Regions from separate parts of the Homo sapiens genome. Here region 2 is linked to region 1. Evidence: chromatin contacts called from ENCODE Hi-C or POLR2A ChIA-PET data. All regions are on one chromosome and are shown on one strand. Each heading gives the region's core, a stretch centred on a gene start or an enhancer-like site at or near the end of the contact. The rest is flanking DNA. Distances are from core to core; before and after follow the strand shown. Region 1 holds the start of HSPA2 (heat shock protein family A (Hsp70) member 2). Region 2 overlaps PLEKHG3 (pleckstrin homology and RhoGEF domain containing G3).

The links. A loop is a pair of places that touch in the nucleus more often than their neighbours do. ChIA-PET counts read pairs that join two places held with the same protein, here RNA polymerase II (POLR2A). Pooled maps may share reads with other maps.
Region 2: a map of ascending aorta shows a loop between it and region 1 (2.0-fold over the local background). The contact joins the enhancer-like site here to the promoter of HSPA2 in region 1. A Hi-C loop is called at or near these places in 2 of 168 maps with a recorded cell type or tissue (PC-9 and ascending aorta) and 3 of 50 pooled maps. POLR2A ChIA-PET finds 5 or more read pairs at or near these places in 5 of 52 experiments (A549, AG04449, Caco-2 and 2 more).

The regions. Positions count from the first base shown.
Region 1 is chr14:64,538,557-64,542,666 of GRCh38, reverse strand. HSPA2 (heat shock protein family A (Hsp70) member 2) reads right to left here and starts at 1,926. Exons shown (of 1, transcript NM_021979.4): 1 at 1-1,926. The coding sequence starts at 1,817. It overlaps HSPA2-AS1 (HSPA2 and ZBTB1 antisense RNA 1), which reads left to right and starts at 2,299. Exons shown (of 4, transcript NR_110550.1): 1 at 2,299-2,350. RefSeq lists an enhancer at 1,782-1,891 and a silencer at 2,062-2,151.
Region 2 is chr14:64,744,141-64,748,250 of GRCh38, reverse strand. It overlaps PLEKHG3 (pleckstrin homology and RhoGEF domain containing G3), which reads right to left. Exons shown (of 17, transcript NM_001308147.2): 17 at 1-4,110. SPTB (spectrin beta, erythrocytic) reads left to right here. Exons shown (of 36, transcript NM_001355436.2): 36 at 1-1,968. Among named protein-coding and RNA genes, the nearest start is that of MIR7855, 39 kb to the left of the region's middle. Within about 2 kb of position 1,765, at least 6 of the 41 ENCODE cell types and tissues checked have a DNase peak (open chromatin) inside an H3K27ac peak, as active enhancers do; they include ascending aorta, where a contact is called at or near this core.

The sequences.
Region 1 (4,110 bases), core at 677-3,176:
CAAACTCTTTCGAGCTCTTTCTGCTTGTGTTCATACTCATCTTTCTCTGCCATCTGGTTTCGGTCGAGCCAGTTGATCACCTCCTGACACTTGTCGAGGATCTTGTTTTTGTCCTGCTCGCTAATCTTGCCCCTCAGTTTCTCGTCTTCCACCGTCTGCTTGATGTTGTAGGTATAGGACTCCAGGGCGTTTTTGGCCGCGACTCGGTCGCGATTCGCCTCATCTTCCGATTTGTACCGCTCCGCCTCCTGCACCATCCGGTCAATGTCGTCCTTGCTCAGACGACCTTTGTCATTGGTGATGGTGATTTTGTTTTCCTTACCGGTGCTCTTGTCGGCGGCGGTAACGTTAAGGATGCCATTGGCGTCAATGTCGAAGGTAACCTCGATTTGGGGGACCCCGCGAGGCGCAGGGGGAATCCCGGTCAGGTCGAACTTGCCCAGCAGGTTATTGTCCTTGGTCATGGCCCGTTCGCCCTCGTATACCTGCACCAGTACGCTGCTCTGGTTGTCCGAGTAGGTGGTGAAGGTCTGCGTCTGCTTGGTGGGGATCGTGGTGTTCCTCTTGATGAGTGGGGTCATGACACCGCCAGCTGTCTCGATGCCCAGCGACAACGGGGTCACGTCGAGTAGCAGCAGGTCCTGCACATTCTCTGATTTGTCGCCGATGAGGATGGCCGCCTGCACCGCGGCGCCATAGGCCACCGCCTCGTCGGGGTTGATGCTCTTGTTCAGCTCCTTGCCGTTGAAGAAATCCTGCAGCAGCTTCTGGATCTTGGGGATACGAGTGGAGCCGCCCACCAGCACGATCTCCTGGATCTGGCCCTTGTCCAGCTTGGCGTCGCGCAGCGCCTTCTCCACCGGCTCCAGGGTCCCGCGAAAGAGGTCGGCATTGAGCTCCTCGAAGCGGGCGCGCGTGATGGACGTATAGAAGTCCACGCCCTCGTAGAGCGAGTCGATCTCGATGCTCGCCTGCGTGGACGAGCTCAGGGTGCGCTTGGCGCGCTCGCAAGCGGTGCGCAGCCGCCTCACGGCGCGCTTGTTGGGCCCAATGTCCTTCTTGTGCTTGCGCTTGAACTCCTCCGCCAGGTGGCTCACCATGCGGTTGTCGAAGTCCTCACCGCCCAGGTGGGTGTCGCCGGCCGTGGACTTCACCTCGAAGATGCCATCCTCGATGGTCAGGATGGACACGTCGAAAGTGCCACCGCCCAGGTCAAAGATGAGCACGTTCTTCTCGCCGCCCGCGCAGCCCTTCTTGTCCAGGCCGTAGGCGATGGCCGCCGCCGTGGGCTCGTTGATGATGCGCAGCACATTGAGCCCCGTGATGGTGCCTGCGTCCTTGGTGGCCTGGCGCTGCGAGTCGTTGAAATAGGCCGGGACCGTTATGACCGCGCTGTGCACCTTGCCCCCCAGGTAGGCTTCCGCGATCTCCTTCATCTTCGTGAGGACCATGGAGGATATCTCCTCTGGGAAGAAGGTCTTGGTCTCCCCCTTGTACTCTACTTGCACTTTGGGCTTGCCTCCCTCGCTCACCACCCGGAACGGCCAGTGTTTCATATCCGACTGCACTGTGGCATCCTCGAATTTCCGTCCAATCAGCCTCTTGGCGTCGAAGATGGTGTTGGTGGGGTTCATGGCCACCTGGTTCTTGGCGGCGTCGCCGATGAGGCGCTCGGTGTCCGTGAAGGCCACGTAGCTGGGGGTGGTGCGATTGCCCTGGTCGTTGGCGATGATCTCCACCTTGCCATGTTGGAAGACCCCGACGCACGAATAGGTGGTGCCCAGGTCGATGCCGATAGCCGGGCCACGGGCAGACATCCTGACTGAAAGGCGAGCGACGTTAGGACGGGAAAACCAGGGAGATGAACTCCGCGGAGTCAACTAACGGCCACCTCGAACCAAGCACCACGGGCACTACCAGCAACTCAGCTCCCCGCGCCCAGTTCCCGGTTCTTATAGCCGCCTCTGGGAACTCCCAGACCCAATCCGCTCCCGGGACCGCCCTCACAAACTCTTCCAGCTCCACCACAGGCTTGCCTAGGTCGGAGTGACTGGCCCGTGACCCAACAGATTTCAAGTTGGACGAGGGGCGGGACTCCGGCCCCCGCCAGGAGACAGAGGGGCGGCCGTTATGTAAATGAGGTTCCTCCCTGACTCTCGGCCGCCAGGCCGTGGTGCCTCGCGCGCCTCCTGCTGCTGGCTGGCGTTAGGCGCGCGCTCCCAGAGCCAGGTGTACGCGCTTTTTCGCGGTCTTTGCCCTAGCCGACGTGCATCGGATTGGCAGGGCACGCGGCCAATGAGCAGTGCGGACTGAGGCGCGGCACGGGGAGGAGGCGTGGAAGGGGATCCCGGTGAGGAGAGCCACTGGGAGAGTTCGCTCAATTCCTGAGGTTTTAAATGCAGTTCACTGCTAGGGTGCCGACTCACTGAGCACGCAGGGGCGGAGGAATTCATTCTGAGTTGGTTGCACCGAAGAAATAAAGCTCGAGCAGCTTGTTTTCCCCGGCGCCGTCCAAGGGGAGGGAATAGGGAATTGGGGTGGCTGGGGTGGGGGGTGAGGGCGGATCCCTTGGACGGGGATTAAAGAAAAGAAAAAGTCTGAACCGGCGGTCGGCCTCCTGGGATTTTATGGTGGGTGCTTCACTGCGTCTCAGTGGTTGTGAGCGCTCGATTAAAACTGCCTGGCTGGGGCCGGGCGCAGTGGCTAACGCCTGTAATCCCAGCACTTGGGAGGCCGAGGCGGCCGGATCACGACGTTAAGACATCGAGACCATCCTGGCCAACATGGTGAAAGCCCGTCTCTACTAAAGATACAAAAATTAGCTGGGCGTGGTGGCGCGTGCCTGTAGTCTCAGCTACTCGGGAGGCTGAGGCAGGAGAATCGCTTGAACCCGGGAGGTGGAGGTTGCAGTGAGCCGAGATCACGCCACTACACTCCAGCCTGGGCGACTGAGCGAGACTCCGTCTCAAAAAAAACAAAAAAAAACCCCACTGCCTGGCGGGCGGAGAGAACCTGAGCCCAGGGCGAGGCCGACCGTTTTCCCGCGCCGCGTGAGGGCGGCTGGCGGGACGGCAGACAGGGGTGTGGCGGCGACTTGTCCTCCGAGGAGCCTGCATTTAAACCCTTCCTGCCTCACTCTTCCTTTTTCCTGTTTGTCCTGCCGCTTTAAACTCTGGTTTCGCCTTCCTGTTCATTCCATTGCTTATTTTAGGTCGCAAGTGCTTTATCCACTGCTTTGAGTTTTTGACTGGAAAACCCATAATATAATCAGTCAAAACCCACACGTTGAAACACCATAAAGTCACCCAGTCTCGGTCACCCTGGCACACACGGGGTTGTGATCGTGACCTAGTCATGTTTCTGACTCCGCTCAATGGAATGGAATGATTTTCTTTGGCTGTGCTGAGGTTAATATTGGAGGCATAAACCCTCCGAGAAGGTAGATGAAAAGGAGCGCGATTCACTTCCTCCTGTTTAACAGGAATGTGAGGACAGGTCTGGAAAATACCCTGGCACCAGGTAATAATCTTTAGAAGCAGGCTCCCATATAAATGGGCTCCTGGACGGGTGTGGAGGCTCATGCCTGTAGTTTCAGCACTTTGAAAGGCCGCGGTAGGTGGATCACTTGCTGTCAGAAGTTCGAGGCCAGCCTGGCCAACATGGTGAAACCCCGTCTCTACTAAAAATACAAAAATTAGCCGGGCGTGGTGGCGCGCGCCTGTAGTCCCAGCTACTCGAGAGGCAGAGGTTGCAGTCAGTCGAGATTGCGACACTGCACTCCAGCCTGGGCGACAGAACGAGACTCCGTCTCAAAAAAATAAAATAAATGGTCTCCAGGAGGAAGCAAAGACAGCGATCACTTTACATAATATGTGTGGGGAGGCTGGGGAAGTCCTTCCATCAAGCTTGAACAGGTACCTACTACGTGGCAGTAAAAAGCCAAATGAAATGGCCTGGTCTTCAGAGGTGGAGAGTCTAATAAACAGGTAAACATAATTTGGGAGAAGCGCTGAAAGCAAAGCGCCATGGGAACACAGAGGGGCACACCCAGGCTGATGGAAAAGTGCGTTGCTGAGAGCTACCTGGAAGAGGTGGCATGCCTAATCCGGG
Region 2 (4,110 bases), core at 516-3,015, 210 kb before region 1:
TGGGACTTTGGAGGGTAATGGCTGGGCAGACAGTAAAGTTGATCATCTGTTTTCTCGGGGTGGCAGACGCAGCCATGTCTTGGTATCACCACCCATGTGACAGCTACTCCTGCACAACTGGGACAAATGTCAGGGCCAGAGCCATGAAGGTGTGGTACCCCTTGATCAGCTTCTCCACGTCCTGGCCCCAGGTCTTGGCGGGGAGGGGGTCACATGAGTACAGAGGTCAAATATCTACCACCCTCCAGCCCTGAGCACCAGAAGCTCTGCAACCAACGTCCCCAGGAATGGCCTTCCCCTTGCTGCTCAGGTCATACTTCTGGAGGAAGAGAAAGCTCATTCCATATTTTCCCCACCACTCTACTCCGAAAGCAACACAGTTCTGGCCCAGTATCAAACTAGGGTTAGGTCCAAGAGAGCAGTCAAGCGGGTCGGGGGTGGGGGGGAGGGCGGAGGGCAGCAGGCATTTTCCCCCAAGGAAACCATGAAAGTCCCCAGGGCCTGCAGTCAAGTTTCTATCACCTTCCCCGTGAGAAGGACCTTAGTTCCATGGAGATGAAGTGGGTGAGGTTCAGGTAGAAGCCACAGGGGCAGGCATCCAGAATGAGGCCCCCTGAGGAACCCTGAGTGCTGACCAGTGCCGGCAGAAATCAGTTCCACCCTGTGGCCCTGACACTATATGTCAGGGTGACACCAACTGCAGCAGGCAGGAGCCACAGGAAGGAAGACGTCATCCGATGGAGCCTGACATCCCCAGGTTCCCGCCCTGGTGAGCAAGGTCTTCATTTGGCTTTGGTACATATGACCCTATACAGGGAACCTAGTGTGTATCACTCACCAGCCTCTTTCTGTATCTGGGGAAACCAAGGCAGTGAGGTGACTGCACTCACCTAGCAATAAAGTAGGCCTTTGGTGCACTTGCAGGCATGTCCTCCTCTGGGGCAGAGAGCAGGTTCCTTGCTGAAGGGCAGATGGTGGCAAACATCTCCCTCAACTGTTTCCCTGGGCCAGTCTTTAGGGAGCCTAGGGACAAGGGCCCACCCTCCCCCTTCCACGTGTGCCAAATCAGCACCTGAAGTGAGGCATTTCCAGCAAGCAACTCCACAGACCCGAGAAAGGAAGGGCTCTAGTGGAAGAGCTAGCATCTCACCACCCCAGGTCCCCTGGCCTGGTCCAGGGCAGCCAGCTGCATGTGACCATTCTGTTGCCAGCTCCCCACACATCCCTCCTGTCACCCAGGCTCCAAGACATTCGACCAACTAGACTGAAAATGCAGGCATCCAGCTTTGGGAGACCCTGTGTGTGCCACACCAGGGCTAAGCTCTCCCAGTGCCCTAGCAAGGTCTTTTTTTTTTTTTCTCTCCTTATTCTACTCTACAGTCTTTTGACAGTATTCCCAAACGAGGTTGACACAGCTCCAGTCCACACCAGCATACCAGGCTTCCTTCCCAGGGCAGTTTAGAGGAAGCTCCTTCTGGGCAAGGTCAGGCGGTCCTCCTTCCCTCTCTCCTTCCCCTTTGTCCCAGCCTCAACTGACTCTGGCTGTGGGAGGTGTGGAGGGTCCTTAGGCTTCCCTCCCCAACCTGGCCTCCACCAACACCCCTAACAGGAGGCCCGTGGAAGGCTCAGCCTCTCCTCCGCATCCCTCCTCCTTCCTGCCTATCGGAGGGAGCCAGGGTCCCCTAGGCTGACCCTGAATCCTCTTCCTCCCTTCATGGGAGGGGGGCAGGAATCCAGAGGAGGATGAAGCCAGCGGGACCACATGGCTTGGTGGCTTGGACAAACAAGCTCAGGGAGGAAATGAGGAGGCGGCGGCTGCAGAGGAATGCAACCCTGTTGGGCACAGACCATGCAATCTGGGGCTGGCCCTGGGGCCAGCTGGGTCCTGTCCTCCACCTGCTCAACCGTGCTTCCACCAACCAGAGGAAACCCATTTACTAGTTTTTCTAATAAATCAATAATGCTCCATGTTTCTCTCAGTTTCTTATTTAACTAGCCTCCTCTCCCTTTGAACTGAGCCTAAGAGGGCTGGCACCATGGAGACAGAGGGACAGCCAGATTCTCTAGCTTGTCCCTGGGAGCCTTATGGGACGACTGCAAGCACCCGGTTCCTGGGCTTCATCACAAACTCCAAGAAAAGCTTGCTCATTCATGCATTTGATCAACTTGAAGGCCTACTGTAGGGCAAAATCATTTCCAAGCAGTGATCAGTCCAGGCCCCTCCCCACAGAGCTCAGGACAGATCTCAGCACTCACTGGACCGCAGAATCATCAGAATCTCTAAGCCTGGGATTCACCTCCAGAGGGCAGTTTCTGTTGGTCTAGGGAGATGGAATGTAAGCACTGCGTTTCCAGAAGGCTCCCCAGATAATTCCAATGGGCAGCCAGTGAGAACCACCGACCTGGTGCAAGGTTCCCAGGCATACCTAGATGGCCGTGTAAGGACTGCCTGGGGAAGGGGTTAACTACAACTTCCTGGGCCCCACCCTCTGAAGAGCCCCAGTCGGGTTCTTCAAGGGAAGATCAGAGGCTAGTGACAACCTCTCTTGAGCAGAAGCAGCGCAGGGCAGAGATAGCCCCTGGTCTGGCAGCTGCCCTGAATCTTCTGTGGTCATTCCACAGTCACTGGCTCCTGCCAGGCCAGTCTCAAGATATGATGCTGAGTAACCACAAGGGCACTGGACAGTGTGAGGGTCAGGGAGGCGGAGGTTGCAGTGAGCCAAGATTGCACCACTGCGCTCCAGCCTGGGCGACAGAGCAAGACTCCGTTTCAAGTGGGGGATAAAAAAGAATCTGGGTCCCTCTGATCTTCCCTTGACCTTGTTAGACTTAGCAGACCCATCTTCAGGTTGGGTCAGAAGGCCCACAGGGCCCTGACCCAGCAGCCCTGCTGAACACTTGTCAGGCAGCTCTACCACCCAGGCCCTGAAGCCTCTACCTCCCAGGCCCCAGCTAGAAAAAAAATTAAGCAAAATGAGTCTGGACCTCTGTGGAGAAAGGGCAGAAAACCCAACTGAAATAGGGAGGCATTCCTAACTCTTCTGAATCAAAGATACTTCTGAGAATGTGATAAAAAGGGAGGAATCATCCCAGAAAAATGCACTTGTACTCCTCATCCAATGTTGCAGACACCTTTAGGACATTTCTAGTCTCCGAGTTTAGAATCCTTACCTTCAGCCGCATGCAGTGGCTCACCCCTGTAATCCCAGCACTTTGGGAGGCCGAGGTGGGTGGATCACCTGAGGTCAGAAGTTCGAGACCAGCCTGGTCAACACGGCGAAACCCCGTCTCTACTAAAAATACAAAAAATTAGCTGGGTGTGGTGGCTCATGCCTGTAGTCCCAGCGACCTGGGAGGCTGAGACAACGAGAATTGCTTGAACCTGGGAGGCGGAGGTTGCAGTAAGCCAAGATCACGCCATTGCACTCCAGCCTGGGTGACAGAATAAGACTCTGTCTCAAAAAAAAAAAAAAAAAAAATCCTTGTCTTCTAGGATGTTTCCTGGGGACCGGAGAGAAACGCAAAAGGCACCAGATACTGGGAGCATCTGCTTATGAGAAAAACAGTCTATCCACCTCACCACCTCCCTTTTTCTTGGTCCAACTCTGGCCCTTGGGGAAAAGAGCAAAAGGCTGGCATGCGGGACCCCCTACCCTAGACAGGACAGCAGGCTGCTGCTAGACAGAGAAGCCCATGGGAGTCTAGGCAGCAGAAAGAAAAAGCCCGCCCTCACATCCTCCTGCCCCACCTCCCCCACCAGTACCCGGGTGCCTTATGTTTCATAAGCCCAAGTGACAATTGAGTGTGGAAGGAACAACCTCCATGTCTCCATCTCCCTAAGACATCCCTGGCCCATGAATAACCTTCCCTACCCCAGCCAAGCCTAGGAAGGAGTTCACACATAGTGGGTTGGTCAGCAGTGGTTATTGCACCATTGGCAAATAATGAAATGTGTGTACATCAGCGACAACCACAGGGTCAGCACAACAACCCTCAAAAGTACCTGAACTGAATCCACTTCATTCTTGACAGGAGGGGAATAAACAGGGGCCACACACTCACGCACACGCACATCATACCACAGAATGGAAAGCAATAAATTATTGGCTT